Regions from separate parts of the Homo sapiens genome. Here region 1 is linked to region 2. A link is a contact called in ENCODE Hi-C or POLR2A ChIA-PET data. All regions are on one chromosome and are shown on one strand. Each heading gives the region's core, a stretch centred on a gene start or an enhancer-like site at or near the end of the contact. The rest is flanking DNA. Distances are from core to core; before and after follow the strand shown. Region 1 holds the start of TUSC8 (tumor suppressor candidate 8). Region 2 has its middle 66 kb from the start of SERP2.

The links. Hi-C counts contacts between places; a loop is a spot of excess contacts on that map. ChIA-PET counts read pairs that join two places held with the same protein, here RNA polymerase II (POLR2A).
Region 1: a loop to region 2 is called in a map of PC-9, with 9 times the contacts of the local background. The contact joins the promoter of TUSC8 here to the enhancer-like site in region 2. A Hi-C loop is called at or near these places in 1 of 168 maps with a recorded cell type or tissue (PC-9). POLR2A ChIA-PET finds 5 or more read pairs at or near these places in 2 of 52 experiments (HCT116 and activated naive CD4-positive, alpha-beta T cell).

Annotation. Positions count from the first base shown.
Region 1 is chr13:44,402,954-44,407,282 of GRCh38, forward strand. It overlaps TUSC8 (tumor suppressor candidate 8), which reads right to left and starts at 3,031. Exons shown (of 2, transcript NR_104174.1): 1 at 2,661-3,031.
Region 2 is chr13:44,305,286-44,309,543 of GRCh38, forward strand. No RefSeq gene overlaps it. Among named protein-coding and RNA genes, the nearest start is that of SERP2, 66 kb to the right of the region's middle. RefSeq lists enhancers at 639-1,838, 1,414-2,037. Within about 2 kb of position 1,251, at least 21 of the 41 ENCODE cell types and tissues checked have a DNase peak (open chromatin) inside an H3K27ac peak, as active enhancers do; they include HCT116 and PC-9, where a contact is called at or near this core.

The DNA of each region.
Region 1 (4,329 bases), core at 1,781-4,280, 99 kb after region 2:
GTACATTTCTGGTGACAAGGCACAAATAGGCTTGTCAGGGAGCGAGACGCACATGCAGGATAAGGGCTCTCCGTGATGTGGAACAAGCCTGTGTTTGGAGCTCAGTAAGGCGGAAAGCCAGGTGGGTTGGAGCCCCACCCTTTCCTGAGCTCTCAGGCTGAGGCTCCTGAAGGCTTCAGGAGCACAGCAGCACCTTGTTGACCTGCAGCACCCTGCCTGCTTGGCCCGGTCTCTTCACGCTGTCGCTCAGTGCACAATTGAATTTTCCTCCTGAGGAAGTTGATGGCTGCTGGAACACGCAACGACGTTCAATACGATGATGAACAAAAAGTATCTGCAATTAGACATACCTCCGCAGCACTGCTGTTTGCTGTGTCTTAAAGGAGGTTGTTTGGAAAAAAACGAAGAGGAGTTGATGACATTGTTCCAAGCTCTGCATATATGGGAACACTTGAACTTTTTACACAGTAGGAAAACATTTCATTTGTCCCCTGCCTATACAGCCCAAGCTCCTGTCTCGGTGTTTCTTTCTATCTTTCAGCAAGTGCTGCAAATAGGCAAAGGATGGCAAAGGAACAGCAACCCTCCCCTGTGAATCGGGGCCATTCACGGTTAGAGTCACCAAACCTGTATTTCAGGGGACATCTTTCCAGCTCCCAATCTCCCAGCTTGGCTGGCTGCCCTGAAAAGGGACTGGGACTTGGCTCTGGGAAAGACATGGCTCCCTTTCAGGCTGAGTGAAACCCCTAAGGGTCCCTCCCGTTTTCTAATATCAGGGCTTGCTACCTGAGCTCATTGTTTGTTAGTGTTGGAAAAGTTTCCTGCTGCTTTCCAACCTGGCCCATCTACCCTGGGGCTGAGAAGGGGAAAAGTCGCTGATGTCATAACCCAGCTTGGTTTTGCTGCCAGTGGCAAGGGGATGGGAGTAAGCCAGCGAGCAGCCTTCCCTGGGGCAGCAATGACGGCAGGAGCCCCAGGCCGGCCAGCCGTGCAAAATAGGCTGCAATCTTCATAACAAAAAAGCCACCCTTGACAACATATCCCTAGGGTGCGGGGGGCCTCTTTACGCCTTTGTCTCTCTGTATGTCTCTCTCTCTGTCTCTCCATTTCTCTGTGTATTTTTCTGTCTCCGTCTCTGTCTCTCTGTGTCTGTTTCTCTCTGTCTCTGTTTCTCTTTCTCTTGCTAAGGAACAGCTCTTGCCACTTTATAGTGGCAAGACTACTTATTCTCTGTTTTGAAATGCAGAATATGCCAGGGATTGGGGTATCTAGCACATCACCTCTTCAGACTTCATGCACTGTGCCCACAGTGCCCCTCCGCAGGCTTGTGCTGGGCTGGACAAGCCTTCCCTTCGTCCCTCCCCAAGCCTAGATTCCAGCGTGCCCTCCCTGCAGAAGCTGGTCTCCCTTCCCCTCTCCCTGCATGCTCCCTACTGACCTCTTCCCGCAGCCAGGGAGCATCTGGGGCAAATGCAAACAGTTCTGTGGTCTGCTTATTTGCTTTTCTTAGTGCAAAGGTGGAGGCAGAATGTGGTTAGTGCAGCCACCATGGCTGCCAGGAACAAAGTCAGTTCTGGGGAAGGGGAGCGCCAGAGCCTGCCAGCCCAGCAGCCAGCCCTGCCGGAAGGCCCCCAAGCCAGGATCCTGTCAGTCTCCATCTAGAAACCAGACAGAAAGCACTTTTGTAAATGTTAACCAAAAAGGTCCCCCTGTGATGGCTGTGCTGTAAATCAAAGTAGACAATGTGGGGTGGGGGCAGGGCACACGTCTTGTCTCTGGAGCCATCGCAAAGCAGGGAGGGGATGCTCCTTCAACTCTCAGGTGGGGACTGGAGCTCCCCGCTAGTCCACGCTGGAGAAAGGTTTTTAGGGCCTGGAGTCACCCAGGACCCATCTCTGTCCAGGGGGTGCTGTGTAATATTCACCATTAATCCTACACATCTGGGAAGCATTCTCCTGCTAAAGATAAGATAAAGCCCAAATGATTTGTGTTGGGGGCTGGCTGGGGGGCTGGGGGGAGGCCAGACCTGGAAGGCTGGGCACACAGGAGCACCCTAACCAGCAAGCGGGGGACGCAGCCTCCGCGGCATACTCCCACAGTCTGTCTGTGTTGCCGGGCAGATTCCCTAAGCATGGTGCACTGAGGTACACAGGGAATCTGGAAAATTATTTTGCTTTACACAATGGAGACTGTGTTATTTAAGTTTAAAATACCATGGGGGAGGAAGGTAAGCATAATCAGCTTTATAAGAGAACAAGCAGGCAGGGGAGCTTTTCCCAGATTCCACCCTTTTGTTAAATCTCTGAGGTTTCCAGAATGTAGTTCTTCCTCGCTCCTGCCGCCTCCCACCTTCCTTCCCCACTCTCCCCTCTCCCTCTCTGCCTTTCTCTGTGTCTGTGCCTCTATAACAATAAAAATCATCAACGCAGCCATTGCTGTGAGCAAGGTACTGTTTCAAGTGCTTTTCAGATCACGTAACCCCCAAAACTCTATGAGGAAGGTTCTGCTTTCTTCTCTGCATTGCGCTCTCTTTCTCTCCCGCTGCCTCTGCCTCTCTCATACACACACTCACCCCCTGACACACACACACACACACACACACACACACACACACACCCCTTAGGCCTCTCTATATCACCTCCACACACTCAGACACATACCCACAGTCTTGTCCACATCAATAAGAAGCAGTTCACCTCCACCGGAAGGGACAGCCTCAGAGCCTGAAGAATGCCAGCCTTTGCACTCCTGCGCTCGGAGGTTCTCCTGAGCTACCTGGGGTGCAGTGGCTATGAAGGCCTCAGTATTCAGACCTCCCTGAACTTGGCTGAAGATCGTGAACAGGAAAGCAAGCTCTATCCCTGCTGACTCTACCTGCCAGGCTGCCCAGCCTAGCAGGGCCAAGGCTGGATCTACTCTCTCTTCTGTCCTTGGCACTGCTCTGACCTTTGAGGGGAGAGAGAGGCAGCCAGAGGTGAGAGGGAAAACAAAAGAAGACTCTGGTTTCCAGCAGCAGCACTGACTAGAGAACAGGGAAGCAGGGATTCTGGTCCCGGCCACGCCCCTCACTGCACCTGGACAGCGGGCAGGACATTTAGTCTTCGTGGGTTTTCATTTCTCTCACAGGAAAATGGATTATCCCCATTTTTATTTTAGGGGCAGTCAGAGAAGCCCAATGTAAAAATACAAAGAAGGTGCAGGCTCTGTGCAGCCCAGCCTTCACCCTCCTTCTGGAGCAGCCCTTTCCAGACTTGCTCACTGAATAAATCCTGCTGGGGCACAGACTGTGCGCCTTCCATGGCATCAGGGGGTGCAGTGCCAAGCACCACTCCCTATTCCCCAGGAACTTACAGCTGAGAGGAGGGAAACAGGTGAGCCGATCAACACGCTCTCCCTAACAGTGACATAAACTAACAAGGGGCAGCGTGCAAAGCACAGTGGATCAACTCAAGGAAAAGGGAGCTAAAACTGTCTATCTACTTCTAGGAATGTCCCCAAAAGAACTGAAAGAGGGACTTGGAGAGATTCTTGTACAGCCATGTTCATAGAGGCATTATCCACTATAGCCAAGGGGCAGAAGCAACCCAGGTGTCCACCAACCGTAGAGGATGAACGGGTAAACTAAACGTGGCACATCCACACCATGGAACACTATTCGTCAATGAAAAAGAAGGACATTCTGACACATGCCCCCACATGGATGAACCTGGAGAACATTATGCTTAAGCGAAATAAGCCACTCACAAAAAGACAGATACTGTGTGATTCCACTTGTGTGAGGTACCTGGAGTGGTCCCATTTATAGAGACAGAAAGGAAACAGTGGCTGCCAGCAGCTCAGGGGAGGAAGGAACGGGGAGCTGGTGTTTCCTGGGCACAGAGTTCTGGTTTGGGATTATAAGAACATTCCGGAAATGATGACGGTTGCACAATAATAAATATATTTAATGCCGCCAAATTGTACACTTAAACATGGCTAAGATGTTAAATTTATGTGCATTTCACCACAATTAAAAATAATAATTTAAAAAATTGTTGGGTATGTGTCCAAAAAGTGGCCAGGGTTTGGCAAGCGTTGAGGGGGAGAGAAATGACGCTGCCCAGACCTCTATGATAAGGCCCGAAGCCTGCCTCCACCCCCCGGCGTGAGACCAAAGGGCCTTTGCACATGCTCTTCCTTTCACCCGATGCTTTTCCCCTCAATATTTCCATGACTCAAATTCACTCAGCTCTTTCTTCAAATGTCACTCCTCAAAAAGCCCTCACTGACACCACTAACTATAGTAAAGCATGTACATGCACGTGCGCACGCTCACACACACACACATTC
Region 2 (4,258 bases), core at 1-2,500:
AGCCAAGCCTGAGGGAGACTCACCCCCACTCGCACCTCCAATCTCAACAAGTCTTCTTAATTGCCACAAAGATGGCCTCAGGTGTCCTGCTGGTGCCCACCTGGGCTTTCCTCAGCAAGTGGGGGAGTTCTGAGATGCTTCCTAAAGGCCCTCAGACTGAGCTTGAGTGCCTTTGAAGCAGTCAGGGATCCACACTAGACAACCAAAACAAACAAGTCAATTAAGTGGAAAGTCACTCCCTTCGGAGGCAGGAGACAGGCTGTAATCTTCCTAATCCCATCTAACTTCAGTAGATCTGTGCTCCTCTGTGAGATGCCAGGGTGTGAGTAGTCACAGTTATTCACTCAACAATCAATTCTGAGCCCCTGCTGAATGGCAAGGACTGCCCTGGGCACTGAGGACTCAATGGCTATAAAAACAAAGAGCAAAATGGCCAACATGGACCCAGGAATAGTGGGCTTATAGGAGATGCTCTCTGATGTCCCTTCTCATCTAATATTCTCTAAATAATTCCTAAGTGGCAGGAGGGCTTCCCTACATCTCCCCAGCTAATGAATTCGGCCGCTACTGAGTAAGAGATCGGTTTGTTTTCTTTACATTTGAGTTCTCAAACTTAACTACTTTGCACTTGCAGTGTGGGTGTCTGAAATGTTAATTGAGCCTCACCACAGCCCCTGGAAAGAGGTAAGTGTTGCAACATCTGCCACAATTTAAAACACTTACTCAGGTGCCTGCTCAGTGCCTATGCACTAAGTCAAAGAGGCACAGGCCAGCTGTCCAGAAGCGGCCAGAAACGCTGGAACTCACCCACACAAAGGATAAACAAGCAGCTGAGCAAATTCTGATAGAATGGTAATGTCAAGCAAATAAAGAGAATGTAAATGAGGAACTGGTGAGGAGGCCACCCTTTGAGAAGATGGAGGTGAGAGGGGAAAGAGAGGAGTTAGCACACGCCAGGCAACGGAGTGGGGGTAATCACTCACTCTGTCTCTCTCCATCAGTCTGGGGTTGCCAGGGTCTTTGAATGGCAGAGAAAAGAGAGTGGAGAGAACTGGGATGGGGGGACACAGGGCCCTGGCCCTCAGTGACTGCTCCCCAAAGGCATTAATTAGATATCACTGCAAAATAGCAAAACCAGAGTAAAACCTCCCCCAGGACTTCACTCACACAATGACCAGGCTCTTTCACCAAGCCCTCCCAGGTCCCTCCCTCCCTGCTTTTACATCTTACATAAGGAGGCTTCTATTGTGCTAATATCCAAGGAAAAAAGTGACTAAGGGTGAGTGTGCGACTAAGGAAAATAAAGAAGGAAGAGAGCCTCCAAGGCTTGCCCCCACCCCCAGTTTCTTGGCTCACTCCACGATTCCGTCAGTTCGCAGGCTCTGACATAAAAGGCAGGAAGCTACACACGCTAAACAAAGCTCCTTAGATGTCAGGAAATTAACCTGGGAAATCGGAGCCAAGAGAGATTAAAGGCATTGCAGGCCGAGTTCAAAAACCTCTATGGCGTTACATCAAAAGCTGTTTTCTGGGCACCCCAGGCTCGGCTCTGCCAAACCGTACATCCCGAAAAACCTGGCCACAGGGCTGGCACGCCTGTGTGGTGTGCCTTTTCCCTGCCACAGACTGAAGCCTCACTCAGATCTACAGCTTTTGACTCTTCCTGTCATAGGAGTCTAAGCCCTGCCTGCCGTAGGCAAGTCTGCCCTGAGAAGAGCAGCTTGCTGCCCTGGATTCCTTATAAAGGAGGAAGATCGCACACCTAACCTCAGAGGGGGTCCAATGAGTGGCCCCAGGGAAAGGAAGAAAGTCCTTAAAAGGAGGAAGAGACCTGCTAGCTTCAGCTGCACTCATACACACACAAAAAAAAAGAGAAAGAAAGGAAGAAAGGAAGAGAAAGAAAGAAAGAAAGGAAGAGAAAGAAAGACAGAAAGAAAGAAAGAAAGAAAGAAAGAAAGAAAGAAAGAAAGAAGGAAAGAAGGAAGGAAGGAAGGAAAAAAGAAAAGAGAAAAGAAAAAGAAAAGAGAAGAAAAGAAAAGAAAAAAAAGAGAAAAAGAGAAAAGAAAAGAAGTGAGGCAGCCTGGGATCCCTGACCCTCCCAGCTAAGAAAACAAACCGCCTTGTGGAAGGTGAAAGGGTCAGAGCAGAACAAACCAGAGAATTGTGAGAATCATTGTTTATGTCCGCATCAATAATACTGTCTCTTTGAGTCTCAGTTTCATTATCTTTACAATGAACGTAGCTTCTAGCTAAGATATCCTGGAATTCTTGAACAATCTTAACATTTAAATGGAATGAAATTGTCAGCAGGCTTTGTACAACACTCGTTGTATCTCCAGCAGTGAGTGCTAACCCCCTCTTACAGAGGAGAAAACTGAGGCCCCATGTCACATATCTGGTAGAGAGAAGAGCCCATAATGAACTAGTGGTTCCTGGCCCCGGTGATTCCGGGCCCAGTGCTCTAGGAGGGCAATGGTGGAACAATAGTATTGTTCCTAAACTGCATCAAAGGACATTTGCAAGAATAAGCTCAAAGTGTTGCTATTCCTGTTTTTTTTTTTTTTTAATTGGAAAGCAAGTGAAGGTCAGAAGGGAGCCATTTATTGTACCAGCCTTTTGGGAAATGAAACACTCAGATATATAAGCCCCATGGTGGCCTCATAAAGAGTGCAAAAATCTCTTCTCAAGTCTATAAAAGTGAAGTTAGTTCTATTAACTGGAAAGGAAATCTGTGAGAGAATGTGACTCATTTGTTCTCCACCCATAATACCTTCAAGAACCTGCCCTGTCCCTAATCTGAGTGGGGTGGCTCCCAGAGGCCACATGATGCCCCTCCAGGGCTGATGGGGCCACAGTCACCCGGCTGAGAGAAAATCAGAGTCACTCTTCCACAGGAATTCTACTGAGACTTAGAGAGTACAGCCAAGGAATCTGTGAGCCTGAATCCATGCAACGGCTGTATTAGTAAAAGCTCCTCCGAGGAACACAGTCAATAGGATGTAGTTCATTGTGTATATATATATATGATATAAATATGCATCATGTGTGTGTGGGAGGGGGAGAGAGAGAGAGAGAGAGAAATTTTTTATTAAGAATTGATTCACATGCTTATGGAGGTTGGCTACCAAGTCCCAAGATCTGCAGGTGGCAAGCTGGAGACCCAGGAGAGACCTACCCGAAATCCAAAGGCAGGAAAAAAGGCAATGGCTGACAGGCTAGGGGAAGTCTCTCTTCCTCAGGGGAGGGTCAGCCTGTTTGTTCTATGCAGAGCTTCAACTGATGGGATGAGGCCCACCCGCGTTAGGAAGGACCATCTTCTTCACCCAGCCTGCACATTCACATGTTCCTCTCTTCCAGAAACACCCTCACAGACACCTACAGAATAATGTTGACCAACTCTCTGGGTACCCCATGGCTCAGTCAAGTTGACACATAAAATTAACCATCATCATCACATAGACAGGGGCCAGGTCAGCACAGCCACAGCAGCAAGGCAGAAGGAGGCAAGACTGAGTGAGGAGGCTGCAGGGTTGCTGGGAAAGCTAGCTTCAAGAGAGGAACATGGGACATTCTCAGTGAGAAATGGAGATGAGAGACAGACAGGGGTACCAGAGACTGGGAGCCTTTCCAGTGCACAAGATTCCCCTTTATCCTTCCACTCCCCAGTTCTAAACTGAACTGCTTTGAGTGGGTTTCTCTTTTGGATAACTGAACAACCTCTGATTAGAACAAGAACATCGTGGATCTCCTTGAATTTTATTCTCTAACTTTAGCCCAATTCTCTAATTTTAGACCAGCCATTTATCAAGCAATAAACTATACTGCATGTCATGTACTGCCAGGTTAAATACCACATACTCTTCGTTCTTAGATCATTTACATTTATGGTTTTGACTTCTTGCAAGCAACCACGTGCTTAAAATATTTCCATGAGGGTTTGATAAAGTATTTTGATCTGTAAGGCTTAGGTTTAATGAGTGAGCTACTCAATTCCTGAGGGGTCCCATCCATCTGCCCAGCATCCACATCATCATGCCTTTTTTGTTTTCTACTCACTGTTCTTTCAGCATTTTCTGGGGGATGTCAAATGTTAAGAGGTTTTCCTTAATTTGAGAATGTGTGACGGCCCAGTCTGAATGCCTTGCAAAAAGCATAGGTCTACTATACAATGTTACTGACATAACTTTTAGAAATCTCTGTCTCTTCTCCTATGAGCTCTTTGAAGGACATGACCCATGCCTTACACAATTTTGTGGCC